2 separate regions of the Homo sapiens genome follow, and region 1 is linked to region 2. Evidence: chromatin loops called from intact Hi-C (ENCODE). Cell type or tissue: ovary. All regions are shown on one strand. Each heading gives the region's core, and the rest is flanking DNA. Links, peaks and the distances in the headings are about the cores only.

What was found. Peaks named below come from ENCODE experiments on the same cell type or tissue, not always from the same donor. Only the 100,000 strongest peaks of a DNase experiment are listed, where the experiment ranks them.
Region 1: a loop joins it to region 2, with 2.0 times the contacts of the local background. A loop is called at or near these places in 1 of 110 quality-filtered maps.

What each region holds. Positions count from the first base shown.
Region 1 is chr3:11,584,207-11,600,535 of GRCh38, forward strand. The region is part of intron 2 of VGLL4 (vestigial like family member 4); the gene reads right to left. Among named protein-coding and RNA genes, the nearest start is that of VGLL4, 52 kb to the right of the region's middle. RefSeq lists enhancers at 1-51, 9,011-9,542, 9,543-10,073. In ovary, for the core only: no CTCF peak of the experiment used is centred there; a DNase peak (open chromatin) is centred at 7,318; H3K27ac peaks cover 5,091 bases.
Region 2 is chr3:11,425,583-11,441,911 of GRCh38, forward strand. It overlaps ATG7 (autophagy related 7), which reads left to right. Exons shown (of 21, transcript NM_001349232.2): 20 at 1,222-1,344. Among named protein-coding and RNA genes, the nearest start is that of ATG7, 160 kb to the left of the region's middle. In ovary, for the core only: no CTCF peak of the experiment used is centred there; DNase peaks (open chromatin) are centred at 8,819 and 13,279; H3K27ac peaks cover 5,311 bases.

The DNA.
Region 1 (16,329 bases), core at 4,120-12,119, 160 kb after region 2:
ATCAAGAGAAAGAAGATGAATACTCTAATTTACAAAAAAGACAAGGTATAAACAACATCATGGTCACAGAAGAAGAAATGCAAACGGCCAATAAGGATATGAAAACATCATTCAAGTTCTCTAGTAGCAGAAAACAAACAAACAAACAAAAAAACACACAATAACAATGTTTCTCCCCGAGAAACTTGCAAATATTATATAAATGAATAAATGGTAGCAGTCACCTGTGGGAAGATGCCGAGAGAGAGACAGATGCATACAGCTGCTGGTGGGAACAGATCAGTAAACCATATAGAGTGAAGCTGGCAGAACACACCAGCGAAAACAGACATGGAAGACCTCTGACCCAGAAATTCCACTTCTATAAAAGTGGGAATATATGAGATGGGAGGAAGGATGGAGATATTCGAAGTTCTGCAAATGACAGTAAAACAATGTAAACAACCCAAATATCTGTATTTGTTAAAAAGTTCTTTTGGTTACAAGCAACATAAAACAAACCTAGTTTAAGGAAAAAGGGGCAACTTACTGGAAAGATACTGTGATATTTCTTGGAAATGAAAAAATGCTGACCAACCAATCCTTGAAAAGAGAAAAAAAAAAAAAATGAGGTGGCCCCAGGGATCTGGGCTTCAGGAGGCGGAAGGCGCCCATGGTGGGTCCATGTGCAGCATCTCACCAGAGCCTGCCTTCTGCCCTCTCCCAGCACCCAGGGATCCACCACCACCACCACCACCACCACCGGCTCCAAGTGTCACAACTTGGTGACCTTCCTAGGTCCTATGTACATATCATCCTCCAATCACTGCTCCATTAAGGAGTTATTAACATCAAGTCAAAATCCCAAGAACACTTTTTATTATACATCAAATATGCTGCTAAAAACTAGAACATGCCCCAACACACACTTAAATGCTACCAGTTTTCACAGTCAAGAGACTTCACTGGGCTGGACACAGTGGCTCATGCCTGTTATCCTAGCACTTTGGGAGGCCGAGGCGGGCAGATCACTTGAGGTCAGGAGTTCGACACCACCCTGGCCAACATGGTGAAACCCAGTCTCTATTAAAAATACAAAAATTAGCCTCATGTGGTGGCGCATGCCTGTAGTCCCAGCTACTTAGGAGGCTGAGGCAGAACTGCTTGAACCTAGGAGGCAGAGGTTGCAGTGCACCGAGATTGCGCCACTGCACTCCAGCCTGGGTGGCAGATTGAGATTCCATCTTAAAAAAAAAAAAAAGAGAGAGAGAGAGGGAGAGAGACTTCAATGGAGCCTTGAATGAATTATTTATAAGTAAAAAATTGAGGGATCTCCCAAGAGAGAAATCTATTATGGTCTTGTTTCAGATTTGTAGGTTTAAGGAGAAAAAGGGACAGGGGAATGTTCCACCTCTGCCATGAATAAGATACTGGATTTTTTAAAAAAGTAAAACTGCTGGAATTGTTGGCTAGACAGAGATGAGCCTTTGGGGCAGGAAATCAAATATTATGAAAAGGTGATTTATCTTAGAGCAGGCATGAGGTGTTTAATTTATTCCATGTATCTCGCCATCTTGCATTCCAAATCTTCTGCCTCCTCCAACAGCTCTCTTGCTTCCCTTGTCCTCTTTCTGAATGCACACTTCCCACCACAGAGGAACCACACATATCCTAAATCCCTCCTTTATCATATACAACGTCACCCCTCCCAGTGCTGATGGACAGGCGACCCCCTGCCGTTGGTCCCTGGGTGTTTCAAAGAGAGGCCCTGAGGAGCTGACACTCCAGAGCAGTCTCTGGGTCCCCTCTTCCCATGAAAGCCCCCAACCCTTCCCCCTGCAAAGTGGGACAACTCCTAGATTAAAGATTGCTAGAAAATACAATGACTAAGTGTAGTGTGATTCATTACTGAATCTTGAATTAAAAAGAATGTAAAAGAATTTTTTAAAAAATCTTAAAGTATAAAGGGCATTACTGAATATGAAAAGATGATGTGAGATCATATCATTGTCTGCACACATATGAAAGAAAGATAAAGCAAATACGGGCAAATGTTAACAACCGATGAATGCAGGGAAGGGTATGTGAGTGTTCACTGTGCTAGTCCTTCAGCATTTCTGTAGGTCTGAACTTTCTCCAAAATAAAAAGTATCTATGGTGAGGAAACGGTGCAGGAAGGATAGAAAGAGGAGATTATCACCAAATTTGGCTGGAATATGTAGAATGATGTGATTTAAAGCACAGGTAATATGGTATACACTGCCCTCCATATCCTCAAGTTCTGCATCCACAGATTCAACCGATCATGGATGGAAAATGGAGTCAGGCCTCTGATGGTACAGACTTTTTTCTTGCTTAGGAATAATAATTCCCTAAACAATACAGTATAACAACCATTTCCACAGCATTTACATTGTATTAGGTATAAGTAAGCTAGAGGTGACTTAAGTATACGAGAGGATTTCCATAGGTTATCTGCAAATATTATGCCATTTTACACGAGGGACTTGAGCATCCTTAGATTTCTGTATCCTCGAGGGTCTTGGAACCAATCTCCCAAGGATATCCAGGGACGGCTGTATATGACAATCGCTTTGTCGGGAGCCCTCAAATAATCTTCCCCAAGAGTTGGCACAGGGATACCAGGAGGAGCCTGCGTGATGGAGAGAGGCCTGACATGCATGAAAAGATGCCACTGGCAACAAATATGTTAGTTTCAAATATTAGCCTCAAAATGAAAGTCACAAGGGAAGTTGGAGAATCCAAACTGCTTGCCCTGAATTGCACGAGACCTGCTTCTCACACAGACAACAAACTCTGTGTAGCTTGCCGAAAGTCGAGAAATAATAGCAGGGATTTAAATAAATTATTTTGAAATTAAACCATGGCTAGTGGCCAAAGAGACTTTCAAGGCAAGGCCAAGGAGGCCATCTTCTGAGTAATAATACTGGGAGAGGGAGTTTGGGAGCAGATCACAAAGTCCTTGATGGTCATCCTAAAGGAACTGTGTCTTATTTCACAGTCCAAAGGGGGCCAGAGCCACAATCCAGTGATAAACTCAGCAAAGTCCTCCAATGAGGTTCTAGAGGAATCCCTGCCGATGAAGGAGCTGCATGGCTCAGGCGCCTTTCAGCAATGCCTCCCCTACCAAGCGTAGCCATGGTAGACAGTCAGCTTCTAGGTGACATGGAGTGTCTGTGTTTCTATCACTGGACGTAACTTGCTCAAAAGCCAACGGCCTAAGACAAAATGATGTGGTGTCATTCAAAACCAACACACAGAGGATGACAGCTATTAGTGATACAAGCACAAATCTGTCACACAAAAATAAAATAAACGCAACAACAATCTACTAGAAAACAGCCGAAAAACACTTTGGCTTTGAGGACTTTTTGGAAAAATTTGAAAAATACCAGAACTGGTACATACTTGGGCCGAGATGTGTTTGCTTTTCTAGCAGAGTATGAGCAAATCTGCACTTTGGGTCAATTTCCACCCAAAAGAAATGTCTGGTCATCTCTCTGCCCTGTGAGACTCAACCCAAATGCACTGAATTCCTCACTTTCATATACCTCACTTTATGTTCACACTTGGACTGGAGCCAGATGCATAAGCAAGAAATACAGAGGAGTGAAAAAAATCATTTCATCCACACAAGAAACCTGGGGGGCTTCTTACTGAGAGTCAACACCGGGATGAGATCACGTGCCGTGAAAGAAGCATCACGGGCAGGGCTGGTGCTACCGACTGAACCTCGCGCATGTGTGCGTTTTCGTTTTCTGTTTTCAAGAGCTTAGCAGGGAAAGGAGAGCGGTGGCGCTCTGTTCTGGCACATGTGGAAGTAAACATCAAGGCTCTAAGGGAGAAAATGGAAGTATACTAAGTGGTGCCACTCAGGGTTTATGTGGGCTTAAAAGTGATTCTTAACATCTGTCCCAAAGGGAAGAGTGTTTCCACAGAGCTCTCCTCGTGGCTCCTTTTTCATTCACACATTTACTCAGCACCTGGTTGGTGTCAGGCACTGGGAGGGTATAGTGCTACAGACCTGAGCAAATTCAGCCCCTGGTCTGGTGGAACTTGTAGACCAGGGAAGGGGACAGACAGCTGGACACCCAACTGTAGCAGAGTGTCATCGTTTTACACAAAGTAGTATTCACCTTGAAGCAGGAGGAAGTGCCACTTGCCAGAGGAGGTGGCTTTCAGAACCACACTGGAGGATGAAGTGAGTGTGCAGGCCCCCAGTTGGGCTGCAGCCCAGGGGGTCCTACAGGCAGACGCCCATGGAGATGGGCCTTGGCAGTGTCACCCTGTGGTGGACTGGGAGCCGTGGAAGGATTCCAAGCAGAGATGAATACTTCAGAAACCACCTTCTGACACTCGAGCACCAGTAAGACCAGCCAGGAGGGCACTGCCGTGCAAACAGGGGGCTAAACTACAGCCCCAGCCAGGGCCTACTGGGAAGTTAGCAGGCTGATCCACAGGCAATGACAGGAGGAAGGAGGAGGCAACGTCCCAGACAAATGGAAAGAGAGTTGTATCAGTCATGAATAGGGGGACAGAAGGCAAGGAGTAGACTTGGTGAAGTGCTGGAAGAACAATGGAGCAGCTGATGGCAATTCCAGTGAGGCGGTGCTGAATTTAGGGCACACATACAACACCCAGTGAGAGGGTGGATCTATGGGGTGTGAAGGCTTGGTCTAGGCTAGAGGTAAAGATGTGGGACTCAACCTATTGTGGCAAGTCCAGCCACGGGTTCATGTGTGACTTGGTTATAAGGGTCTGTGCAGGCAGAATGCCAGAGCCCTGGAGAATACCAATAACAACGAGTCTCTGGAAGATCCTGAGGAGTGGCCACAGAGGTGGGAGGGGACCACAGAAAGCCAGAAAAGGGCCACAGGAAGCAGGGGAGGAGAGCCCTTCAGGGAAGAGGAAATCAAATAAGACAAGGGACTGCACTCTTTCCTGAACCTGGCAACCAGTAGGTCACTCCTGAATGCAGGGAGAGGATTCAACAGAATTGTTGGTATGGATAACAGCACTGGACTAGGGAGTGGATATAAAAGAACAGGTGATCTCTCTAGAAATAGCTATGGAGGCGGGGAGAGGTAGGGATGGAAGATAAGCAGGCACAGGGTCAAAGGAGGACAGAACCTCAAGTTTCCTCAATTTCTCTGGCCTCAGTGAATTTCTCTGAAAGCCCCAAGCATTAAAGATGGCACCCAGCAGCCCCAAGTCACGGAATTAAACACCATTTCATGTTCATACTTAAACTTTACAGCACCAGAGCCTTGCAAGTCTGAAGGTTTGTGATAAGAGAATTTTGGAACCAAATAAAATGCTCCTTTTGTTAGGCAATATTTATGGGGCAAGTATGCTCCAAGGAATATTAAAAATAGGTCTTATGAAAAGGGGATGAAGGATTCTGTCTTAGCTTGAGCTGCCATAACAAAATACTGTGGACTTCGTGACTTAAACAGACGTTTGTTTTCTCACAGTCCTGAAGGCTGGCAGTCTGAGATTCGGACGCCAGCATGGTTGGTGACTGGTGAGGGCGCTTTTCCCGGCCTAGAGACAGCCGCCTTCTTGCTGTGTCCTTATGTGGTGGGGAGAAAGCAAGCAAGATCGCTGTTTCTTCTTATAAGGGCACTAATCCTAACAGACCAGAGCCTGCCCTCATGACCTCATGAAACCCTCATCACCTCCCAAAGGCTTCATCTCTAAAGAGCATCACATCGGGGGTTGAGGCTTCCACACGAGAATTTTGAGGGGACACCACTCAGTCCATAACAGATTCAATGGCCAATTCCATTTGAGAAACTCGGCTAAACAGTGTTTCTGCGCATAAGACTTCTCAAAGCCTGAAAGGTGCTAACATGCAGGAGCAGACCTGGGAGACTGAGTTTGGGACCACCGAACTTTGACCAGGGAACACTTCCGTTTCCCTTAGAGCATCTTGAGAGAAGAGTGTTTTGAGACAGTCTGAGCAGTGGCGAGGGGTGTCACTCCAGTTGTCAGATGCAGCTGAGGAAATGACTCCTAACAAGCTAGAAAACTCATAACCATCCCTAGTTGGGTTCAATGACATGGAAATTTAGGGATGCAGCAAGATTTCAGTTCTCAGATGTGCTTCTACATTGACCTGACGTAATAGGAGTTGGTTTGTCCTTTCTACTTGGCCTTGACCCAGTTTCTGGAGCTTGTTTCTATGTAGATTCATTAGCTGCATTATTCTTAGGTCTCTTCAAGAAGAAAGGCAAGAGGTAGTATAAGAAGTTGGAGGAGAGGGCAGTAGCAACAGTTGCTTCCTTCTATTCTGCAGTATGTGTTGCCTCTGCTGGGGCTGGAAGGCTCGGATCCAGAACTCAGATCCCTTGTCTGGCACAGTTTCTAGCTACTGCCAGACCCAGAACATTACTGCAACATTAAGCCCTCTAATTATGTTTTGGAGACAATCTGTGAAGAAATTTCAAAATGAAGAGTGTGTGTGTGTGTGTGTGTGTGTGTGTGTGTGTGTGTGTGTGTGTGTTTTAACCCATAGAAACAGCAAAATGGAGAGAGAGCAAGACCTGCCATTTAACTAAAAACTACACCAGATACAGAATGTGGAGCTTGTAAACCACCTTGCTATGTTCCAGCTGCCATGTGACACAAGCAAATAATTGCTTTATCAGCAAGAAATTAGAGGAAAATAAAAGAACCATCAATAGCCACACCTAGCCAAATTTGTTAGCATTTCTCTTCCCAGTCTTCAATCAAATCTATTAATGTAGATTTGGGACAGCACTTCATATACATTCAGGACAAACTGGTTTTGTGTCACAGTAAGAGGTCTATGAAGGTCACAGGCAATGTCGAGGTTAATCCTCTAGCTACGGATAAAAAGAGCTGCTACATATGTGCCCAGAGCAGAAGCATCTTCGCGAAGACAGCATTCCAAAAAGCACACTCAGAGGATCAGGAAAACAGCAGAATCCTGGGTTGTTTTGTTTCCTTACATTTTGAATACACTTGCATCATGTTAAAAGGTGACTCTGCACAGACCAATGCACATTCTGTCACATACCCCAAACGTCCTCTAATAGGCGTTCCTCTTTGAGAAAAAAGTCCTTTCAAGGTTTTCGTCCCACTTTTATAAACTTCATGGCACAGATCAGAACCACAGAGGCTAAAGCCTAAGTCCCCAGTGCAGCCTGGAACAGCCTTTGTTCTGCTTCTCTGACTCCTGTCCCCCCTTGGCATTTCTTCATTCTGTGTCGTCGTTTGGCCAGAAAAAATGCCAGCAGCAAGATGGGGAACTGCCTTCCCAGCTCTCTGCGAAGACTCTTAAGGCAGAAGCGAGGCCTGCTGGGAGAAGGCTGATGTCAGCTCTTAAGAGCACAGCTCCCTGCTCGGATAAGGAGGCCTTTGTTTTCAGCTCAACTGTGAAAATGAGAAAATGCCTCTAGCCTGACAAACAAGAAACCCACACAACACAGGTCAGGCCTGTGACCTTTACTTAAAGGTACCACACTCCATTAGCAAAACACTTCCAGGGAATCTGCAGATCCAAGAGTGGCCCTCAGAGAAGAGCAGCTCTGCTTCCACCTCAGGAAGGCAGGTTACAACCCTGAAGCAAACCTCACAGAGAATCAGTTCCTCGGTGACGATCCTCCCTAATGGGAATGGAAACACACACAACTGACATACATGGGGCAAAGTGGGGGGATGCTAAAGAAACTAAAAATCCCGATGTAACAACAATATTGCAGTTTCCACATTAGTAATTTAGGACAACTACATTTATGACCATAAAATATCCTCTTAAATCCCCAGAATGCCTTTGGGAATACTTGTAAGATACAGTATGAAAGTAAAGAATATAGAATTTCAGCACTGACCCTACCAAGTTTAGACTATGCCAAGGAGGCGTGGCAGAAAGAAAGAGCAGATAGTTTGAAGGATTCCATTCCATAGGCTTTGATTTATGAAATCTAGAGGGAAAAAAAACACATGTCTTCAAATACTTAAAGTAAATTATAAAATGCTCCAGTTTGAATCTTTTAGGCTAAGGTTACTATTGGCTTGGGCCACTAACTTAAAATTGGGCCACAGATTTTAAACAAGAATTAAAACAATCTAAAAAGCAGCTTCCCAAGCGTAAAGAAAACCCTTGTTTGTTCCTGTGGGATTCTCACCTGTACAAAGACTCATTTCAGGCCTCTTGGGGGCAGCTGGACAGCACTCCCCCTTCCACAATCCCTGAGGGAACCCTGGTGAGGCTGTGGGGACCTGGAGTGTGCCGAACTACTAACGTCCCGGGGCCTCCACCCCTTTACTTCCCTCCATCCTCCTTTGTGTGTGCTAAAATGAACAGTCCCCACCTCCCAAATATCCTCAGTAGTGTGTGGTTTGAGAGTGCTTAGGCTGCATCGTCCCAAACTATCAGGCATTAGGGTCCAGTATCGAATGATTCATCGCAGTTGGATATGTGTGCTATTAGCATAAATATCCCATGGTGGCTGACAGCACTGGCTCTAGGATCACACAGCCTGAGTTTTGAATCCTGGCTCTGGTACTTACCAGAGTGTGTGACCCTGAACAAGTTACAGAACTCTCAGTGTTACCATCTGTAAAGGAGGGATAACGATAGTCTCCACCTCATAGAACTGTGAGGATAAAACGATCGTGCCCATGAAGCACGCAGCACAGTGCCAGCGCACAAGGGCTCACGAGTTGCTGTTACTAACAAGCCCTGGAAAAAAGCCCTCCCAATTCTCTGGATGCTGAGAATCAGGACCTATCATCATTCTCCATGATGAAAAGTTCACCTCTCTCTAAAGCTTGTGTAGACATGAACACAATAACTTGTTTTGCCTATAAATACACATTACTGTTTACGACGTCCCAGCTGCTAGCAGGGTCAAGGGACTAAAATAACCTCAGCTTTTCCATTTCCTCTGGGTTCACTTTTAACCTGAAATGAGGAATTGCTTCCTTCACTCTCATGGAATTTGTGAAATAGTCTCTTGGTAACTGGTCCATATACATCCAAACTAAAGGCTCTAAAGACATAGAAGCAACAGCTGCCAAAGAGGGTATGATCATGTTGCCAAAGATTTTACATCCAGATACCAAAAACTACAGATACTGCAGAACATTTGAGGTCTCATATATATAATCAACTCTTCTGCAAAAGATAAAGAAAATCCAGGGAAAACCCCCAATCCCATTTTAGCCAATCATCAATTTCTTCTTCTTACTGAGTTCCTATTATATGCCCAGCACCTGATTTCAAAGGCTTCCTCCAACCTTTTGTTAAGCTGAATGAATTCGTGGTTTTGAGTTTGTTTTTCCCTCTTTTTCTATTCACCCCTATGGTGAGAAAAGTGAAGTGACAGGGCCAGGAAAAAACAAAACAAAACAAAACACCAGATGAACAATGAAGGATGAAAGGACAATGCAAGCAAAGGAAGAGGGAGGGAAGAGGAGGAAGAGGAGCTGCAACAGGAACCGGAGAGCCCAAGCCTGGAATACACACTCAAGGGCACACCAGAATCGGGACATCGGGCTCCAGCAAACACTTCAAAGGAAGCGTCATAGAAGCAAAGACAACAAGGGGCCCATCTCACACCAGGACCGTGTTTCAAAGGCCCCCCATCAGCGAGGGGAGGCTGCGTTTTCTTTCACTGGGCCCTTCCTCGTTCATTATGGGTTGCTCAGTGGGTCTGTGGCAAACACAGCTGGATGGAGCACAAGGCTAGTGACCATGGCTTTGATCCCAGTGTGAGCCTAGGGGCTCTGCCCTATTCTGTGGCCGGGGGCAAATACACTGTAAATATATACTGCTGATCAAAGAGAGGATGCCTGCTCCAACGGGAACGTGGGCTCAAACAGCACTTCCCCTAGAGACAGGGTCCAATTCAAGTCAACATAAAATTATTTAGCACCTAACACATGCCAGACATTGGACTGGTCAAGTGTCATCTTAAATACATGATGTGCACCTCTAAAGCTGCATGTAATTCCCCAGGTGGGATGTAGCTATGGCATCATCAAATGATCACTGGTGTTGGTGTCACACACAGCAGGGTTAATCCCAGCTGCCAACAACTTAGACACATCATCCTCTCACAAACTCAATTTTTGCTTTTATAAAATCAATCTGATATAGACAAAAAGACAGAGATAGACAGATAGATGTAGAAATGTGCCTACCTAGTGTAAAGGGTCACAATTATTGTGAGAGTTAAATGAGATAATATATTTCAAGTGTCCAACACACGGCCAGTCTGAAGTAAGCACTCAATAAATGTTCCCTTCCTCACAGGTGACACATCCCACTCTAAGTCTACACACACACAGGTGACAACCTCTTCATTTCAGCACAGAGCCCTCTCAAGGTTCTACCCACGAAGCAGCCTAGAATGACTCTCACAACCGATATGAATTTACCATACTGTTACACTGCACCCACTGTTTGCCTTCAAGAGTTTTAATTCTATTACAAATACACAAGATATTAAAATGCACGAGGTCATCCATTGCAGCACTGTTAGTATTGTAAAGCACCTGAAATTGCCAAAATGTCCAAACACAGGGGACTGGTTGGATGAGCTTTGATGCATGCAGGTAATAGAGTGCCACGCAGCTGAAATCCAGAGTGAGGAGCTGGTAGGAAAAGATTTCCATGATGTGTCATTGAAAAACACGAAGGCGGCCAGGCACGGTGGCTCACGCCAGTAATCCCAGCACTTTGGGAGGCCGAGGCGGGCGGATCACCTGAGATCGGGAGTTCAAGACCAGCCTGACCAACATGGAGAAACCCCATCTCTACTAAAAATACAAAATTAGCCGGGCATGGTGGCGCATGCCTATAATCCTAGCTACTCGGGAGGCTGAGGCAGGAGAATCGCTGGAACCCAGGAGGTGGAGGTTGTGGTGAGCCGAGATTGCCTCATTGCACTCCAGCCTGGGCAACAAGAGTGAAACTCCATCTCAAACAAACAAACAAACAAACAAAATAAGAAAACACCAAGGCTGAAGTGAGTACACACAGTAGGCTATCGCACATGTAAGAAAGAAGGGGAAATGCAGAGAAATGCAAATCAAAACCACAATGAGATACCATCTCACACCAGTTAGAATGGCAATCATTAAAAAGTCAGGAAACAACAGGTGCTGGAGAGGATGTGGAGAAATAGGAACACTTTTACACTGTTGGTGGGACTGTAAACTAGTTCAACCACTGTGGAAGTCAGTGTGGTGATTCCTCAGGGATCTAGAACTAGAAATACCATTTGACCCAGCCATCCCATTACTGGGTATATACCCAAAGGACTATAAATCATGCTGCTATAAAGACACATGCACACGTATGTTTATTGCAGCACTATTCACAATAGCAAAGACTTGGAACCAACCCAAATGTCCAACAATGATAGACTGGATTAAGAAAATGTGGCACATATACATCATGGAATACTATGCAGCCATAAAAAATGATGAGTTTATGTCCTTTGTAGGGACATGGATGAAATTGGAAATCATCATTCCCAGTAAACTATCACAAGGACAAAAAACCAAACACCGCATGTTCTCACTCATAGGTGGGAATTGAACAATGAGAACACATGGACACAGGAAGGGGAACATCACACTCTGGGGACTGTTGTGGTGTGGGGGGGGCGGGGAATAGCATTAGGAGATATACCTAATGCTAAATGACAAGTTAATGGGTGCAGCACACCATCATGGCACATGTATACACATGTAACTAACCTGCACATTGTGCACATGTACCCTAAAACTTAAAGTATAATAATAATAAAATAAGATAAAATAAAAAAAAAGAAAGAAGGGGAAATGATAAAACATTCACATATTTGCTTGATTTACCAAAACAGAAACACAAGAAGGATGCTTTGCTTCCAGGGAAGGGAGTAAAAGGTGTGAACAAGACAGGGTAGGGAGTAACATTAAAAGCACACTTTTTAGTACAGTTTTAACTTTGGGGAGCATGTTCATATCTTACATACTCAAAAAATAAAATTTGAAAGGATGGAAAAAGTCTAAAACTGAATGCAAACAGAAATGAATGAACCTAACAATATATTTCAAATAATACAACAATACTGAGGAGAAAAGGGAAAGTAACTCTTCAAATTCATCCTGTGACTATTATACCCTCAGCATGGGAGAAGGAAAAACCATAAACAAATCCTGAACTCTTTTTAGTTTGTTTTTCAAAGTGGTATTGGCACCATGCTTCTGAAACTACCTGAAGTGCACTGCAGGAGTGGACCATGAGTACATGTGTGGATGTAGTTCTTACTGGTGAACCAGGGAGATAGAGTATGGAACGGGGAGGGCGAGGAGGAGCTCGGGAGAGTTGGGTTAGCCCTGGAGCATCGCCAGGAACTCATTATCTCCTAGCTCTTTCCATGGAAAGGATCTAGAAACAGCACTGTTCAATAGAACTTCTTGTGATGATAGAAATGTTCTGTATCTGTGCTGTCCGATATGGTAGCGAACGGCCACATGTGGCTACTAAGCTTGAAATGTGACTCCTGCAGCTGAGGAACTAGATTTTTAATTTTAATTTAAAATCAACACCTGTGGCTGGTGTCTGCTGTACTATTAGACAAATCAAGTCTAGAAGCAATGTGATCATAGTAACAATAAGTTACCATGAAAAACTATGTAATCCATAGTAACGATAACACCTAGCACCTGGATCTGGGCTTCTAAATCCTATTCCCCACTAAAAGGATCTGGAGTCCCCTGGAAAAACGGCTAATTCCATGGCTGGAGCAGGTAGGCTACAAGATGAGCCTAGAACAACTTGTAGGCCAGAAAATAAGAAAGTGCTCAACAACCACAAGGAAATAATGGAGGTTATGACAAGGACATAGGACCAGTGGACAGGGTTCTTGTTTGTCAACTCTGGGACAGCTACAATTCATTCAGTAAGACAGGAACCCCGGAGTCCATATGGATAATAAGTAGATAAATAGGCAGGCAGGCAGGAGAAAGGGGAAGAGCTCTTTCTTACCAGATTGCACTTGAATATCAAGGGCCATTAAAAAAAAAACTTACTGATTTTTCCACAAGATGAATCCCACTCCACCTCTTCCCATCCTTTAATCCACTCTTTCCAAACACAGAGTACTTTTCAACTTCCAAACAGACATTCATCTTCTTAAGACTTTTCTTAAGAAATAAACAGAAATAATGTATTTCTCAGGGTCACCGTATTGGAACCAACCCAACAGTGTCATGGATAGGTTAATGGATAAATGCAGAAATTGACCTTTCTAGTCTTAAAACTTAAAACTTACATTTGTTTTATCTGAGGTCTTTAAGAAAAGACCTTCAGTCCTCTCAAAAACAAAAAACAAGTGTCAAAGAACTGAAGCCCACCAGGTAACTACATCCAGACAAAGAGATGTGGGACCGTCCTTCATCATGATTGTGTCCTTGCTCCTCCCAAGTTCCTATTTGTTAAATCTTGTTTCATTTCTTCCCTGCTATATAAACCCCAGCTTTAGTCCATCAGGGAGATGGATTTGCCCCATCTCCTGGACTGTAGCACCCAATGAAAGCCTTCTTCCTTGGCAATACTCCTCATCCCAGTCATTGGCTTTCTGTGTGGTGAGCAGCAGGACCCAGACCAAACCCCTGGTGGTTCGGTAACAATATCAACAAAAAAATTAATAATGAGTTCAAATACACCAGGTCCTAAGAGGCTGGAATAAAATCCCAGGAATTCTAATTTTCAAAATTCTGAAGAAATCACTAAGGAAACCTCTCTTTTTTTCCCCTTCCCCTAAATCAAACTGGATAGAACTCAGTCTTACTCTCTGTTGCCTTTTTTTTTTATAAGACATCATCTCGCTCTGTTGCCCAGGCTAGTGCAACGGCATGATCTCGGCTCACTGCAACCTCTGCCACCTGGATTCAGGCAATTCTCCTGTCACAGCCTCCTGAGTAGCTGGGACTACAGGCGCACACCACCACACCCAGCTAATTTTTTTTGTATTTTTAGTACAGACAGGGTTTCACCATATTGATCAGTCTGGTCTCAAACTCCTGACCTCATGTGATCCGCCCACCCTGGCCTCCCAAAGTGCTAGGATTACAGGCACGAGCCACCTCGCCCGGCCTCTGCTGCTTCTTACTCTGGCTCAGAGCCACCTGATCTCTCCATCTTTCTACTAGAAAATGTCTCCATATGATGCTTATAATAAAATGCAGCCAAACCGTGCACCTTTCAGGCCTTGTTAGCTAGCTACCGAAACTATTTTTTCTTTCTTCCTCTCTCTCTCTCCCTTCCTTCCTTTTTTAGAGGCAGGGTCTCCCTTTTGTACCCTGGCTGGAGTGCAGTGGTGTGATCACACCTCACTGCAGTCTTAAACTCCTGGGCTAAAGCTATCCTCCCACCTCAGCCTCCCAAGTAGCTGGGAGCAAAGGAACACTCCACCAGGCCAAGCTAATTTTTAAAATTTTTTGTAGAGATGGGGGTCTTGCTATATTGCCCAGGCTGGTCTCAAACTCCTAGGCTCAAGCAATCTGCCTGCCTCAGCCTCCTAAAGTGCTGGAATTACAGGCATGAGCTAGCACACCCAGCCAAAACTCTTTTCCAATAACACTCCTTTCCCCAGAATTATTATGACTGCTTTAGTGATAAAATACATCACATTTTCATTACATGTTATTAACAAACTCTAAGAAGATAAAGCACAAAAACCATTTTGTAATCTCCTTAAAGAGATACACTAGGCTATTCCTTTTCAAATAATTATGAATCTGTCATTTATTGCAGATAACTTCTTAGGCATTAAATATAAAGGAGGGAGCATGCTATAGCCCAAATAGGAAACATTTCATCAAACAGCAGCACTAAATACCCTACAACACGAAGAAGTAAGACAGGCAGCATCTTTCCAATCTGCCTGTGAAATCTGTCATTAGGCTCTTAGAAAACACAGTACAAACAATGGTAATGTTACTAAAATAACTATCACACAGTAAACAAGTAACACTCAGAAGGACCTAACCACACGCCAATCGCCTTTCCTCCTTACACTGTACACTTAAGAAAATACATTTTATAATATATATATTTTTTACCACAATAAAAGAAAAATGAGGGGGGAGTCACCTGGCTGGTGTAAGGGAGTCTGAGAGAGGAGGTTACTCCTGTTTCTATTTTCCTAAAACTTTGCATAATAATGTCAATTGTGATTTGCACATAAAATTTGGCGATTCTATTATTTACACTTAAAATTATTTATAGTGTCATCACAGACCCGTACCTCAAAGTCTTATTTTTAGCCACCAAGAGAGCTACAAAATTATTTTCTTTTTTTTTTTTGAGACAGAGTCTCGCTCTGTCACCCAGGCTGAGTGCAGTGGCGCGATCTCGGCTCACTGCAAGCTCTGCCTCCAAGGTTCAAGTGATTCTCATGCCTCAGCCTCCCGAGTAGCTGGGATGACAGGCATGCACCACCACACCCAGCTAGTTTTTTGTAATTTTAGTAGAGACAGGGTTTTGCCATGTTGCCTAGGCTGGTCTCGAACTCCTGGCCTCAGGTGATCCACCCACCTTGGCCTCCCAAAGTGCCAGGATTACAGGTGTGTGAGCCACTGCGCCTAGCCACAAAATTATTTTCTGAACATTTTAATATTCTAATAATAATATTAACAATGACTAAAGCTGAGTACTTACTATCTGCCAGGCACCATTCTTAAGTCCTTACAATAATCCTATGAGGAAGGAATTAATATTATCTGTGATGAAAGATAAAGAAAGTGGGAATTGAACCCAGGCATTTTGATTAAAAGGCACATACTATCAAACATTAAATCCACCATATATACATATGTATATTTTCTTACTCTCTATCATCATAACCAGTATCTGAACAATGGAATAAAAATAACAACCCCCATCAACAAAGTGCTATACCATGCCAAGCTCTTTGCATATTTTAACTCTAGTCCTCGTAATAGCTCTATACATTAACTATTATCATTGTCATTGTCATTGTCCAATGACAAGGATATCACTGTCAAGGATACTGGGCCCAGCTAAATTAAGTGACTTGTCCAAAGCCTCACAGCTGTTGTGTGGCAGAATCAGGATTTAAATTAAGGCATGTTTGTCTGCAGGCTGCCTTCCCCTTTCTTACTTATGAAAAGAAAAAGAAAAAAAAAAAAAGACCAAATGTTCTTATTTGGGTTTGGGAAAAGCAGATGGGAAAGTATAAGAAATTCGTGGGAATAAAAGAATGAACTGCAAGAGCTGAGCACCCAGGAGTTAAGCTAGCCCTGCCTGCGGAGTGCACTGTTTGCAGGGCCTTCCTGCTGGAT
Region 2 (16,329 bases), core at 5,363-13,362:
AAATGTGATACTCATTGTTTCTAAGAACTCTTTACTGTTCTCCTAGTCTCCTCTCAAGTGTATAGGCCTTTTATTTCTTAACTTTCTATGTAAGGATAACATATATCCAAAAAAAACACATAAGTCTTCTGTTCAACTTAATGAATTCTCAAGAAGTACACCTTATGTAACCAATGCTTAGATAAATAAATTATTGCCAGCACCTTGGAATGTCCCTTGTGCCCCTTACAGTCTCTCTGTGGGTAGCCACTATCTTTTCTCCTAACACCACAGATTCATGTTGCCTATTTCATTTTAATTTTATATAAATGTAATTGTACAGTACATACTGCTTCTTTCTTTTGTGTAACATTATGTTTGAAGGTAGTTTGTTCTCACTGATATATAGTATTCCATTGCATGACTATACCACAATCCATTTGTTCATTCTACTGTTGATGGTCACCTCAATGGTTTCTAGTTTTGGGCTATCATGAATAGCGCTGCTGTGGACACTTTTGTTTGTGTCTTCTGGTGCACATATGTACACATTTTTGTTGGGTGTATATACACATAGAGTAGAATTGCTGCATCATAGGGCATAGAGTCCTGGTTGTTCCACATCCTTGCCAGCACTTGGTATTTTCTTTGTCATTTTAGTCTTTTTGATAGGTGCAAAGTAGTGTTTCATTGTGGTTTCAGTTTTCATATCAACTACTCATGCCATGGAGCCCATTTTCATGTTTATTGGCTCTTTGGATATCCTCTTTTGTGAAGTACCTATTGAAATTTATTTTTCCATTTTAAAATTATTTTTAAAAATATATTTGGCTAGCTCGTATGTCACACTTTTTTGACAAAATCCTTTTTCTCCTCCCTTCTCATTTATCCTTTTAAATTTATTTTCTTGGCTTTTCTCTCACCTGTTCTTTTCTAACCACTGAACTTTAGAGCCACTAACTACTCCTAACTTTTCTAGAATTTTTAGTGAATTTGCATGAAACTTACTTTGAGAAAACATTGGTACTCAAACTGGAAGATAATGTTATTGTTATTCTAAGAAGGGAAAAGATGATAAATACTAAGCCGTACTAGTTTTTTGGCCACTAGATTGCATTATTATCCCCATGTTTAATTCTCATTTTAATTTTATTTTTGACAAGAGCTTGTTAGAAGTGAAAGTCTTTTAATTTGCATTTTAAGTCTGGAGACTCCTTTTTAAAAAATGTAAATGTTTTACAGGTTCTTGATCAATATGAACGAGAAGGATTTAACTTCCTAGCCAAGGTGTTTAATTCTTCACATTCCTTCTTAGAAGACTTGACTGGTCTTACATTGCTGCATCAAGAAACCCAAGCTGCTGAGGTAAGAACAAAACAAGCTTTCTGTAGTGAAGACTGACATGCTTAAAACTATTTGATATTCGCCATATGGAAAAGGAAGAAAGCAATTAATTTTAATTTTTGTAACTTAGAGCAAATATCACTAAATAAGTCTGCTAGTTACCAGAGAACGAATAACCCTCAGCAAGTGCTGGATACTGATGTGTGTAGGTTGCTGTCCAGTAGGTGCCTAATACACAAAATCAGTGTGATAAAGGAAGTATAGGTTGTAGATTTCCAGGCACCTCTTGTCCTTACTGAAGATCTGCATGTGTATGACCATTGGAGAGAGTTGGCTTTAATGTCCATATATCAAAATGTAAGTTGGTAAAGACATTGGACTCCAGCTATGTTCTTTAGAAAGAAGGTATTGGACTCTGGCCATGTTCTTCAGAAAGAACATGCCTGGCTTTTTCACGATTTGATCAGTCTTCTTAGACCCTGAACCCCACCATGAAATGGCTTCCCCAGACACAACCCGAGAGAGTTATGCTTTGTTTCTCAGCTAAAATATTTTGCAGATCTTAATTTCCTGGGTCATTGCATCATTTTTTTTTTTTTTTTAAAGACTGAGTTTAAGAAATAAATTATCGGCCGGGCGAGGTGGCTCATGCCTATAATCCAAGCACTTTGAGAGGCCAAGGTGGGTGGGTCACAAGGTCAGGAGTTTGAGACCAGCCTGGCCAACATAGTGAAACCGTGTCTTCACTAAAATAAAAAAATTAGGTGGGCATGGTGGCAGGCACGTGTAATCCCAGCCACTCGGGAGGCTGAGGCAGGAGAATTGCTTGAATCCTGGAGGCAGAGGTTGCAATGAGCCGAGATTGTGCCACTGCACTCCAGTCCGGGCGACGGTGCGAGACTCCGTCTCAAAAAAAAAAAAAAAAATTATTGTGTTTTTCCAAATGCTCGCTGTTCTTAGAAAAGGGAATGCTGTGTATGGTGGTAGAGCTATTTGGATCACTTGGCAAAATGTGCAATTCCTCAGAATTGATGAGTGAGATTAAATCAATCTTTTCCCCTTAGTTACCTGGATAAAGAAGCCATGAGGAGAAATGTAGCTTATGTTGTGTTTCCACAAACTATATAAGGAAAACCTTGACTTCCTGTGTCCTGCAGGGGTAGTGCACTTGCCATTAGTCCTTTTAAGTTGCAATTCTTCCCACCAGCTAAAGAGAAATATATAAATTATTTCTAGCTAGGTGGCAAAACTCCCCCAGCCATCTTGTCAAATGATTGCATGGGTGCAAAGATCTATAAATTCCTCCATAGGTTGCATATCCTCACCATTCAGGGAGGCCCCAAGTTGTCAATGAATAGATGGCCAGGCCCAATACTGGACCAGCCAGTGGTGAAAGGGCTGCTGTTTGGAGAGGTGGAGCTAGTGCTGAGTATAGGAAGACCATGTAGAAATACCAAAGTCAGACCCATTGGAGGTTTGAGCAGATTGTGAGATTTTTCAGGTACACCAGGGAGGCAAGATAGTACATCTCTAGTGCTGGACTTAAACTGAAGGCAGTCCTTCTTTAAATTGTTTTGGTGCCCTCTGGGCATTAAACAGATGCAGTCTTCCACTTATGGCCAATAGTTAGAGCCACAAAGAGTCTATTTCAAGTTTCAGGAGATGAATGGCATCTCTGCTGCTCTTTGAGAGACTTTAAGGTATTTTTCCCCTGAATTGTGATTGGGTTCCCAGGCAGGGTTCAGAACATTGTGTTTATTGTCTGCCGTATTATCTTTTAAGCAATGCTGTACTGCCTGATGGTATGGAAGAGGTAACATAGATGTTTGTAAACATACAGTCATTTGATGGCTAAGGAAGTTTTGCCACCCAGCTAGAAGTAACTTATGTATTGTTAGCTAGAAGAATTTCAACCTGAAATTGACCCAATTTTTCACTCTTTAAAACAGAGCAGTTGCTAGAATAGTGGGTAGGTTTCTAGATTTAACCTGGTTTATCTTACATTTTAGTTGGTCAAACCTTAATGGCTTTTTCAAAGACTTAGAGAAAGTTTAAAAGCAATAGTGACTAAATAGATGGTGGAGCAGAAGGGAGCATGGTTTCATCCACGAGCCTGAGTTTTCTTTTTGAATTTTCCTCTACTAAATTATATCTTTAGTTTTGGAATCATACGTCACATCAAATTTTAGATTAGAGATGGTAAACTGTTTGGCCTGTGAGCCAGATACGGCTTGCAGGTATGTATTTTTTGGCCTGCCCAGTTTGTTAAATTCTGAATAAAGCCATCATTTAAAAACCACAAGTTTTAGGCGGGGCGTGGTGGCTCACAGCTGTAATCCTAGCACTTTGGGAGGCCGAGGGGGGCAGATCACCTGAGGTCAGGAGTTTGAGACCAGCCTGGCCAACATGGTGAAACCCCGTCTCTACTAAAAATGCAAAAATTAGTCGGGCATGGTGGCACATGCCTGTAATCCCAGTTACTCGGGAGGCTGAGGCAGGAGAGTGACTTGAACCCGGGAAGCAAAGGTTGCAGTGAACCAAGATGGCGCCACTGCACTCCAGCCTGGGCGACAGAGCGAGACTCCATCTCAAAAAAAAAATCACAAGAGGGTCTGAATTTTCCCATTTCCAACTTTGAAAAATCAGATCTGGGAACTCCAGACATGCATCTCTTAATAGTGATGGTTAGCTAGAGCCAAGAAGCAAAGTTTATAGATAATGCACTTGATATAAAATTTAAAGGTATTACGAAATACTCTGGGCTGGGCATGGTGGCTCATGCCTCTAATCCTAGCACTTTGGGAGGCCAAGGCTGGTGGAGTGCCTGAGCTCAGGAGTTTGAGACCAGCCTGGGCAACACGGCGAAACCTCATCTCTACTAAAAATACAAAATCTAGCCCGGTGTGGCAATGTGCGCCTGTAGTCCCAGCTACTCTGGGATGAGGCAGGAAAATTGCTTGAACCAGGGAGGCAGAGGTTGCAGTGAGCTGAAATCGCGCGACTGAATTCCAGCCTGGGCGACAGAGCGAGACTCTGTCTCAGGAAAAAAAAAAAAAAAAAAAATTCTGTGAAAAGGATATCTTCCTTCTATACAGGTCCCTTAGCTCCTCAGTTCCTTTCCTGGAGACAAACACTGTTGTTACTTTCCTGCCCAGAGATATTCTTTAGGTTATATTCTTTATTTAGATGATGCCCTTTAGTAGGTGACCCTTAATAGGTATTTGAGCTTATAACCCGTCTTCAAAAAGGATCATTATTTTTCTTAACTCTGAATAGGACTGTGTTTTAAGATAAGGTTTGAAATATAGTACTTAGTAGAGGACCTCCTAGCAACAAAAATTACTGTTCTAACTACATCATTTTCTATTACTTTGAAAAATGTGTGTATGCGCATATAAGCAAAATATATAAATATATGTTAAAATATATATATACCTTTACGTATATCTGTGTAAAAGTAGTGTTTTGATTTACATACTTGATTCTCAATGCGTTTACAGGTGGTCAGTAATAAAAACACAGAATTCTGCATTCTACGTAGAAAGGTCTCCACTTATTTATTTTAGCAACACAATCAAGATGCTAAATTAATTCTCATTTTGGGTTAACTATTTACATCAATCAACATTGGAATTGCAAACGATTCAACTAGATAATTATATGTGACATTACCATTATATACTTTGTTTATAAAATACGTGTTTAAAAAATATACTGAACATCTTTTGAAAATCTGATACCAAGCACTGTGCTAGTAACTGAATACAGAAGTTAATGAGACACTGACCCTCAAGGGCTCATAGTCTAGTGTGAGAAGCTGACATGGAAATAGTGAGCTCTAATGCAATAAAAAATGTTTTAGTCATTTGTATATTAAGTGCTGAGAGAGCAGTTACTTCTGCCTAGGGGAATAGGATGTCAAGAAAAGCTTCACAGGAAGAGAACAAATATTTCACTTAGTTTTAAAGGATGAGTAGACTATTTTTAAAAATAAAAGTTGGATTTTGGCAGAGAAAGAGTAGAGAAGGGAAGGGCAAGAAGCCTAGGGCGTTCTAGACTGAATAAAGGTCTCCGAGGCCAAGTCTTTAGTATATTACTCAAAATCATGAGTAGTGTGATGTACTTGGAGCCACAGTTACCTGAAGTCAACATAATGTTTTTTAATAATAGCTTTATTGAGTTATAATTCACATACCATAAAACACACCATTTTGGCTGGGCGCAGTGGCTCACGCCTGTAATCCCAGCACTTTTGGGAGGCCGAGGTGGGTGGATCACTTGAGGTCAGGAGTTTGAGACCAGCCTAGCCAACATGGCGAAACCTTGTCTCTACTAAAAATACAAAATTAGCTGGGTGTGGTGGCATGTGCCTGTAATCCCAGCTACTCGGGAGGCTGAGGCAGGAGAATCACTTGAACCCGGGAGGTGGAGGCTGCAGTGAGCTGAGATTGTGCTGTTGCACTCCAGCCTGCAAGGGCGGGGGGAAAAAAACAACCACACACAACACACACACACCTTTTTAAAGTGTGCAGTTCAGTGGTTTTTAGTATATTCACAGAGTTGTGCAACCATTACCACTCTCTGTTTAGAAAATTTTCATCCCCCACACCCAAAACAAACTCTGAACCTATTAAAAGGTCACTCCCTGTTCCCTCCTCCTTCCAGCCCCTGGCAACCACTAATCTTCTTTCTGTCTGTAAGGATTTTTCTATTCTGGACACATCACATAAATGATCCTTTGTGTCTGGCATCTTCTATTTAGCACAATGTTTTTAAGGTTTATTCATGTTGTAGCAAGGTACGCAATTGTTTTTCATTTAAAGAAAAAGTCTCAATGCTATTACAATTTTCCATATTCTTTGCACCTGTGGTCTGTCTCCCTAAATATAGCCCCTTTATGAAGGAGGAATGCAAAGCTGATCCAACTAGAGACTACAAATTCCTTTATATTTATATAGAAAGGGGCACATAGTAATGAATTGGAAGCCATATCCAAGCTAGAATCATCTAGATTTAGTGAGATTGACTAGTGCAACCCAATTTTTTGCACTCATCCCCTGTCCATCAGGTACCTGGAAATGATTGCAATGATTTTGAACTAGGTTACTGGTATAATCATACTGCTGTTGAGATTAGCAGGCAAATTACCAAGTTAGTTTTTTATTGGAGGGGGAGAGGTCAATGTGTGAGGGTGCATAGTGGAGACTGGGGACCAGGCTGACAAAGATGAATTGTTTTAGGTAGTGATGACTTTGAGGTAATGGGATAAGTGAGTGAAAATGACTGGTTGGCGTTGGAGATGGGATGGAGATGGAGCTTGGAGAAAAAGAATAGCACTAGTAAATGGATTTAGCTAGACAAAGGAGATTTACCCTATTCCATTTAGCACAGTGAGGAGAGGCTAGACAGCTAGGATGCAATAAAAAAAATTTTAATGAGAAATGTGTGTGGTAGATTAATTTTATTAATCTCAAGTTATAGATTAAAAAATTTAAGTACCACATAAATGCCATTTGCCTTTGCTAATGTTACATTTTTATGAAGAAGGAGCCTTGCATAAGAATGATATAATGGACTTTTGGGACTTGAGGGAGAAGCTTGGGAGGGGGGGTAAAGGATAAAAGACATATTGGGTGCTGTGTGTACACTGCTTGGGTGACAAGTGGACTAAAATCTCAGAAATCACCACTAAAGAACTTATCTACATAACCAAAAATCACCTGTACCCCAGAAACTATTGAAATAAAAAAAAAGAAGGGGACTTGGACAGATAGCCGTATTCTTTGCCAAATTATAGTTACATTCTGCTCATGGGGGATTAGGAGGTTCAATGGAAGAAAGGCCCCACTCAGCTTTCTTCCCTCTTAAAATGTTGCCTTGTAAATTAGGGAATTTTGCATAAAGCTCTGACCTTTACTTCCAAGGCCTTTACTGAGAATGGGTTTGGATACTTGGAGATAGATCCTGACTCCCTATCCCTCCTAGATCTTTATTTATCCTATTTGGAACCCAGGGAAATGGCCTTAAAGCTGATGAACCACAGGGTGTCCAAGTCATGGAGCTATTGAGGTTCTCCCCAAGTATCTTTTAAATTGCTGCATTTGGGATGGGTACAGTGGCTTACACCTGAAATCCCAGCACTTTGGGAGGCTAAGTTGGGAGGATTGCTTGGGTCTGGGAGTTTAAGGCCAGCCTGGGCTAGATGGTGAGCCTCTGTCTCTATTTAAGAAAATTAGAAATTAGCCAGGCATGGTGACACACCAGCTACTTATAATGCTGAGGCAGGAGGATCACTTGAGCCCAGGAGTTTGCGGCAGACAGTGAGCTATGATTGTGCCACTGTACTCCAGCCTGGGTGACAGAGCAAGACCCTGTCTCTTATTTAAAAAAAAAAAAAAAAAAAAAAAAAAGCTGCGTTTGTTGAAGAAATGCTCAGTCTAAATCAAACATATGAACACCTTAGCCATGTTCCACAAAAATTTGCTGTGACTTACCTTCTTAGAGTTATTTCTCATCCTATGAGTAGAATAAGTATCAGTTCACATGTATTTATTTGTTCCAACTGTGGGTTCAACATCATACTATGAGAAATGCCAAAATATTTTCTAACTGAATGTAACTAGAGATAAGACTAATTTATAAGAGAGTTAATAGAACAAGCTATATTGGTATATCCCTGAGAAATTCAAATTCCTAAGTCCCTTTACCCAATTTCCCTGAAATACTTCATTCCTATTCATGAAAGTTTGCACGTTCCATGATTCCAGGATTAATTTTAGGCTGTTTTACTTCCTTGCCTTGACCATATTGTCAGTATTTGATGTTGTACCATGCAGTTATGATTTCAGGGTTGCAATTACAGTGCACCATTAATATAATTTGCATTTTGTCAAGGTTGTGCTAAATAGAACTTCCTTTCTGCAGATTTGGGGATTAATGAATGATCATCTAAAAAGAAAGCAACAACCATAACATAGGCTATAAAATCATAAACAGACCAGCAGAAATGAACAGGGCTGAGCTGATTAATTGGTTATGAATTAAAATGTAGATTGTGATTCATTCACTATAGAACTCAGAATTCTAGAAAATGCCCATTTCTCTCATAGCCAAAAAGTCATATGAAAAACATTACGGTCATGTGATATGACTTCATTGGCACAGCAATTTACTATTCAGCAAAGTAAATAACACAATTAACAAGTGTTTCTGCTGGGCCTTTTGCACTTACACTGAGATTTTGGCCTCTCCCCCACACAGCTGGTTTTGATTTGGTTCCTGTGGAATATTTTTGTTTTGTTTTGTTTTGCATTTAACAACAGTCAGATATTTATGTACAGCTTCATCAAGAGCCTCTGATGACAAATATGCCTTTGGAGGCCAGCAGAAGCTGTGGGAAACCCCCGTGTCAGCACTCAGACCTGTTTCCAATGGAGAGAAATCGCTCTGGGGACTGAACTAGCCTGCTCATGAATCCAGTTCCCTTTTCCCAGAGCCTTCTGCTAGCTCACTTCCAACCCATGCTGGCCATCCTGGGACTGTGCCCTGCCTTGATTTTTCCTTATGAAGCAATCCCTCAAGACACAGCCTTGGCCCTCTCTCCTGAGTGAGGGAGGAAAGGCAGAAACAGGCAGAAAGCCATTTACTTCTTAGATTGGAAACTAGAGCCTGGTTTTTGAAATAAAGCTTGGCAGTATCTCACTTATAACTTACTTTATAAAATGTGTACCTTTTATTTGCTGTCAGAGTTATCTACATGAATTTGAGATGTTTGGATAAATCGTTATTGGGGAAAGTTGCAATTGGAAAATAGACAATGAAGTCTGGGCAGAGTTCCCCACCCTTCGGAAAAGAGTCTCGGATGGTATAATCCGCTTGGAGAAGTCTAAGCGAGAAAGAAGGGGGGAAATCATAAATGCTGAAAGCAAAGCAAAGACAGCTAATATTAGGAAACAGAACATGGGAATCCAGTCCTTCTTACATTGTACTCCTGGTTCCGCCAGTGTTCTCATGAGTGACCTTGGATGAATCCTTCAGTGTCCTGTGCATGCTTCCCCACTTAAAATGAGAGGATTGAATCATGTGAAATTCTTTTTTTAAGCCTCCTTTCTAGAAAAAAATGAAATGCTTTTCAACTCTAATTTAGTGATTTTGATTCAAATATACCATGTATAACCAAAAAGGAAAAAGATGGATAATTTTTACATAAAAGTGTTTAAAAATATATCAAAGTACTTACTTTTTATACATTTTATAAATATTCTTTGGTATCTATTATATCTAGCTACCATTGCCAGAAACAACTTTTTGCAGATTTTGAGATTTACATCTACTTTGAGCCTTAATAGAACATTGCTTATACTTTGTATTGATGTGTGTCACTGTACGTATAAATCTAAAATGGTGTAATTCAGCCTAATAACTTACCTCCTTCACCAGACTCGGTGCCACTTTTGACTTCTTTATAAACTCAAATCCACCCTGGCCATAACTGGGTATGTTCATGAAACATGCTACTCACTACCCCTCAGTACAGCTTCCGAAGATGAGTTCCAAAGCCCTCTTACTTTAATAGCAGCATCCTTAGAATGCTGAATGTGTAATAACAGGAGAGTTACTTTAATAATCAGCCATATTACATTAGAATACTCATAAAGTGTATGAGTAACCCGAATCCTGGCCTGGTCAGAAGGTCTGAGTTCATACCTCAGCTCCCACACATAGCCAAGACTGCCATGTTCCTCTGTGTGGGCCGTGTCAGGCAGGACCGTGTGCAGCAGTCATGTGAGACCTTGGGTTATTTACTTCATTGACCTTCGTTTCCATCATTTTGTAGGATGTGATTAATAATTCCTACTCCTCACAATTACCATATTAAGTAAGAAGGCACCTTACAAAAGAAAAATACTGGACTCCATCAAAATTTTAAATTTTGTGCTTCAAAGGACATAAGAATACGAAAAAGTGGGCCACAGTATAAGAGAGAACAGCATTTTGCAAATCATACCTGATAAGGGTGTGGTATCTAGAATATAGAGGGAACTCTAAGCTGGGTGTGGTGGCATGTGCCTACAGTCCCAGCTGCTTGGGAGGCTGGGGTGAGTGTATCGTTTGAGCCCAGGAGCTGGAGACCAGCCTGGGCAGCACAGTGAGAACCCATCTCTAAAAACAACAACAAAACCCAGAATATATAGGGAACTCTTACAACTTAATAATATAAAGATACAGAACTCAATTAAAAATGGGCATTAGATTTAAAACAACATTTCTCCAAAGAAGATATACAGATAATCACATGATAGCATAATCAAATAAGATGCCCAACATCAATAGCCATTGGGACAATACAAATTGAAACTACTGTGAGATGGCATTCATACCCAGTAAGATGGCTATAATCAAAATGACAACATCCAATGTTTATGAAGATGTAGGGAAATTAGAAGCCTCCTACCTACTAGTGGGAGTGTCAAATTCTGCAGCCACTTTGGAAAACTGTTTAACAGTTCCTTGAAAAATTAAACATAGAATTACCATGTGACCCAGGGATTGTACCCCTAGATATATACCCAAGGCTACTCTGGACACCCTGCCTATAGGGTAGCCCTGTTCCACAAGGAACAGTACCAAAAATTGTATATGTGTGTGTGTGTATAAATATAGCCCAGAGAAATGAAAATGTGCACACAAAAAATGTACACAGTGTTCCTAACACTATTATTTATTCATAATTGTCAAAAAGTGGAAACAATGCAGATGTTCATTAGCTGATGAATGGATGGATAAAATGTCAGCTATTACGCTGGAATAATGGAGTATTCAGCAATAATAAGGAAGTACTAATACATGTTATAGTATGGATGAACATTGAAAATGTTACACTAATTGAAGAAGCCAGTCACAAAAGGACACATATTGTAGGATCTCATTTATGTGAAATGTCCAGAGTTTTAAAGTCCATATAGTCAAGAAAGTAGATTAATGGTTGTCAGCAGGTGGGGATGGGGGATTAAGGGAAAATCAGTGGCTACTTAAAATGTTTCCTTTCGAGGTGATGAAATGTTCTAATCTTAGATAGTGATGATGGTTGCACAACGGTGATTATACTAAAACCATTGAATTCTATACTCTGAATGGATGAATCATATGGTGTGTGAATTATCAATACAGATGTTTAAAAAGCAAGACAAAAAGTGCCCATAGTTGGGGCATTTTGTTTCTCCTTCCCTCTCTCCTTTCTCTGGTTCTCTCTGCATGCAATGTTGATTTTCTCTCTGTGACAGGCTGTCGTAGGATGTTAGCTCATTGTTTTTAGGAATGCGTTTTCTGTAGATTATGACAAGGATCTCTTCCATTTTTATTGTGCCTCAGTTTTCAAAGCCTTAGTCTCTGTGCACCTCCTTTAGCCTTTTCTTATGCTATGGATAGCCTGTAAACACTGAGGGAAGAGATGGAGGGGCCTACCAACCAAATGCCTCCCCTCTGTGCTTGCTGTGGGGAGAGAAAGCCACAGTTGGCTCCATCCATAGAAGACATCGCAGATAAAGGGGTTAGGGGAAGATGAGAGCACGTTGCTATCTGTTTGTGTAAGTTTAAGCAGGTGTTTAGAGGATCTAAATCCCAACCTGGATCTGAATTTTTAAAATTTCCCTGTTTACCACAGGATTTTTCCCCCAAGATTTTTTAGCTTGAAAATTCCCAAATATACCAGAAAGTTGAATGAAAAGTACAGTGAATACCCACATACTCCTACCTGGATCCAACAATTAACATTTTGCCACATGTGGTTTATCTCTCTGTGTACGTGCATGCACTCCCCCGACGTCTTATCACAGTTCGCATATATACTTGCTCGTTTTCTCTTTTAAACCATTTGAAAGCAAGTTTTATATACAGCGGCACCTCACCCCTAAATTTTAGCATGAATCTGCTAAGAATATAGACATTCTCTGATGTAAACAGAGTACCATCATCACAGAACAACAAAGAATAATTCCATAATACCACCTAAAATCCAGTACATGTCCGAATTTTCCCAGAAATGTACAGGATTTTAAACTATTGTTTGCTTTTTCCTCAAGCTGGTAATATTATACTTAGAGTTTTTTCCAATAATACTTAAGCACTGGTCATACATACCAAGTGATATCCACTTAAGCATATCTTTTTAATTCCCTTGACACCCTCACGCTCCTCTCTAAATGGGGAGACACAATTACCCTATTAGGCAACATGCCCCTGAGGTCCTGCTGCTCCAGCAGGCCTCTTCTAGGTGAGCGTCTTCTCTGGGTGTCACCAGGGCATCCTGGTCTGATTGAAGCAGCCCTGAGAGCCAACCAGCCCTGAGCAGTGGTTCCCACCCATCCTCCATCCAGGGTCCCCAATGGTGGAGGCTTTTAAGGAGGTAGGAATGGGACTATGAAGGCTATTTTCAATATTTTGAAAAGTCAAACAGGAGTAAAACATTTAGGACTTGAAAAGATTACATTGACCAACTGAACTATCAAGATTTTAGCCAGGCGTGGTGGCTTGTACCTGTAGTCCTAGCTACTTGGGAGGCTGAGGTGGGAGGATCGCTTGAACCCGGGAGGTGGAGGTTGCAGTGAGCCAAGATTGTACCACTGTACTCCAGCCTGGGAGACAGAGGGAGACCTTGTCTTAACTAAAACAAAACAAAAATAAAGATTTTTTTTCTTTTTAACCTAAATTCTGTTGTCTCAGAATGGAATGGCATACTGTTATCTGACCTGGCCAGAAGCTCTGATTGGTAGTTATGAATCCCTTTGAATTATTAAAAAAATTAGGCAAATTAGTGCATTTGCTGGGTAGGAGAGGTTTTTCAAGATCTAATATGTGAGAGAGAAAGTGAAAACTAAAGGAATTCTTGGAGATCAGGAAGTGGAGAATCTCTGGCCTGTGGCGCTGCTGAGCCTAACTTCCTGGCTTCACATCAGCAGTGGAGGCTTCCCTGGGAGGTGTTCTTGCAGTTTGCCCTGTGACCGCTATTCTAGGGGCTGTATTTTTACAGCTGACCCTTCTCACTTGCAAACATAACAGCTGCTATGTGTTGAATTTGGGGAGTTTCCATATTTTGAGACTGTAAAATTAAATTGATTTTTAGTTCTGAGCTCTTAGTCTTATTTTCTTTTTCTTTTCTTTCTTTCTTTTTTTTTTTTTTTTTGAGACAGAGTCTCACCCTGTTGCACAGGCTGGAATGCAGTGGCGTGATCTTGGCTCACTGCAACCTCCGTCTCCCAGGTTCAAGCGATTCTCCTGCCTCAGCCTCCCGAGTAGCAGGGACTACAGGCGCCCACCACCACGCCCGGCTATTTTTTGTAGTTTTAGTAGGGATGGGGTTTCGCCATGTTGGCCAGGCTGGTCTCGAACTCCTTACCTCAAATGATCTGCCCGTCTCAGCCTCAGAAAGTGCTGGGATTACAGGTGTGAGCCACTGCACCGGGCCTGAGCTCTTAGTCTTGATCCATCTTGCTTCTCAGCTGTAGGGGAGCAGGGAGGGAAGGGAATGTGAAATATCCTAAGGTGTGTGTTTTTTAAAATTAAATATTGTTGATCTTTTATCATGGCTTCTATCAGTCAACAGATATTTATTGACCCTTTGCTGAGTTCATGGTGTGGGAGTCAAAGAGGTACAAGCCAGGCTTTTAGGAGGCAGACGCAGTATAGTTGGGGAGATAGGACAGGAAAGTCACTAGGACTGCAAGGCAGTGGGTGTGCACGTGGTGCAGTAAGTTCTGCAGGGTTTCAGGAACATCAGGAGCAAGAGAGAGCTCCAGGGAAGAGTTAGGTTTTGAGGTGCGTCTTGAAGGTTGGAGCTCCAAGTGCAGGAGAGAAAAAGCTTTCCAGAAGGGCCTGTGGCATGACCACATCCAAGTCTCTGATGAAGAGTACCAAGAGAGGTATAGCAACTAATGTTAATTGCGTTATCTGTGATTTTCAGGGCGCTTTTGTACCTGCCCTTTTGATGCCCATAACAATCTTAGGAGGTGACTATTATCCCATTTTATGGATGAAGTTGTCAAGACTGTAGCTATGCTCAGGATTTATCTACATCTTGAGGTTTACAGTACACTTCATAAGGCTGGAATCAGAGAGGAAGAAGTGCATAGGGTGATGCAGAGGCATTCTGCTTTATAGAACATATCTCTACTTTCATATTGAGCAGTTTCCAAAAGCGGTTTTGCTTTTTGTCTGTGTCCTTACAACTACTTCTCAGATAGCATAGTTTCTTTCACTGTACCATCCTGGGGCCTTACTGTACTTTCTTACTCTTAAACTGGCTTCTAATAAAATCCGTGGGAATGAGATTTTACTTGTAGATGAACTTGCGACTCCAATCCCAACTTACCATTGGGAAAAGAGCAGGTAAGAGATAAGTCCTTTCTTTCTGGCCTTTACTCTTTTTTTTTTTTTTTTTTTGAGACGGAGTCTCGCTCTGTCGCCCAGGCTGGAGTGCAGTGGCGGGATCTCGGCTCACTGCAAGCTCCGCCTCCCGGGTTCACGCCATTCTCCTGCCTCAGCCTCCCAAGTAGCTGGGACTACAGGCGCCCGCCACTACGCCCGGCTAATTTTTTGTATTTTTAGTAGAGACGGGGTTTCACCGTTTTAGCCGGGATGGTCTCGATCTCCTGACCTCGTGATCCGCCCGCCTCGGCCTCCCAAAGTGCTGGGATTACAGGCGTGAGCCACCGCGCCCGGCCTTTACTCTTAATTTCCCTTTACAATTTAGGGAAGAGTTGGTCCCCATTTGCTTTTTTTTTTTTTTTTTTTTTTTTTTGAGACGGACTTTCGCTCTTGTCGCCCAGGCTGGAGTGCAATGGTGCAATCTTGGCTCACTGCAACCTTTGCCTCCCGGGTTTAAGCTATTCTCCTGCCTCAGCCTCCCAAGCAGCTGGGATTACAGGCATCTGCTACCATGCCTGGCTAGTTTTTGTATTTTTAGTAGAGATGGGGTTTTGCCATGCTGGTTAGGCTGGTCTCAAACTCCTGACCTCAGGTGATCCACCTGCCTCGGCCTCCCAAAGTGCTGAGATATAGGCATGAGCCACTGTGCCTGGCCCCCATTTGCTTTTATTCAGCTATCTGGTGAAAAAAATTCAGTATTAAACTAGAAATATTTATATCTTATTGTTGCAGGACAAAGTTGTTGAGTTTCTAATAACAAATATGTAAACTGCTGTGGGATATTTTTGTTTTGTTATAATTTGCTGCTAGCTTTCAAGCATCTGTGTTTATCCTACCTTAATCCTCTTTGAAAGAGGCCATACTTAATTTTACCCAATGCTTTATTAAAAGGAAAGAAAGTTGGATTTTTAAATTTTTTATTTATTAATTTTTTGAGATGGAGTCTCACTCTGTTGCCCAGGCTGGAGCGCAGTGACATGATCTCAGCTTACTGAAACCTCTGCCTCCAGGTCTAAGAAATTCTCTACCTCAACCTCCCGAATAGCTGGGATTACAGGTGCATGCCACCACACCCAGTTAATTTTTTTGTATTTTTAGTAGAGACAAGGTTTCAGCATCTTGGCCAGGCTGGTCTTGCACTCGTGACCTCATGATCCACCCACCTCGGCCTCCGAAAGTGCTGGGATTACAGGCGTGAGTCACCGCAACCAGCCTGCATTATGTTTTAAAGCACCAGTTTGGAACCAATCTTTTAGAGGTAACTGTTACAAGTTTCTGTACCCAAATATTGGTTTATCTGTACTCTGTTTCTTCCTTCCCCTTTCTCCTTTTTTTTTTTTTAATTTTTTTTTTTTTTGAGACAGAGTCTTGCTCTGTTGCCCAGGCTGGAGTGCAATGGCGTGATCTCAGCTCACTGCAACCTCTGCCTCCCGGGTTCAAGCAATTCTCCTGCCTCAGCCTCCCAAGAATCTGGGACTACAGGCGCCTGCCACCACACCTGGCTAATTTTCATATTTTTAGTAGACACAGGTTTCACCATGTTGGCCAAGCTGGTCTTGAACTCTTGACCTCAGGTGATCCACC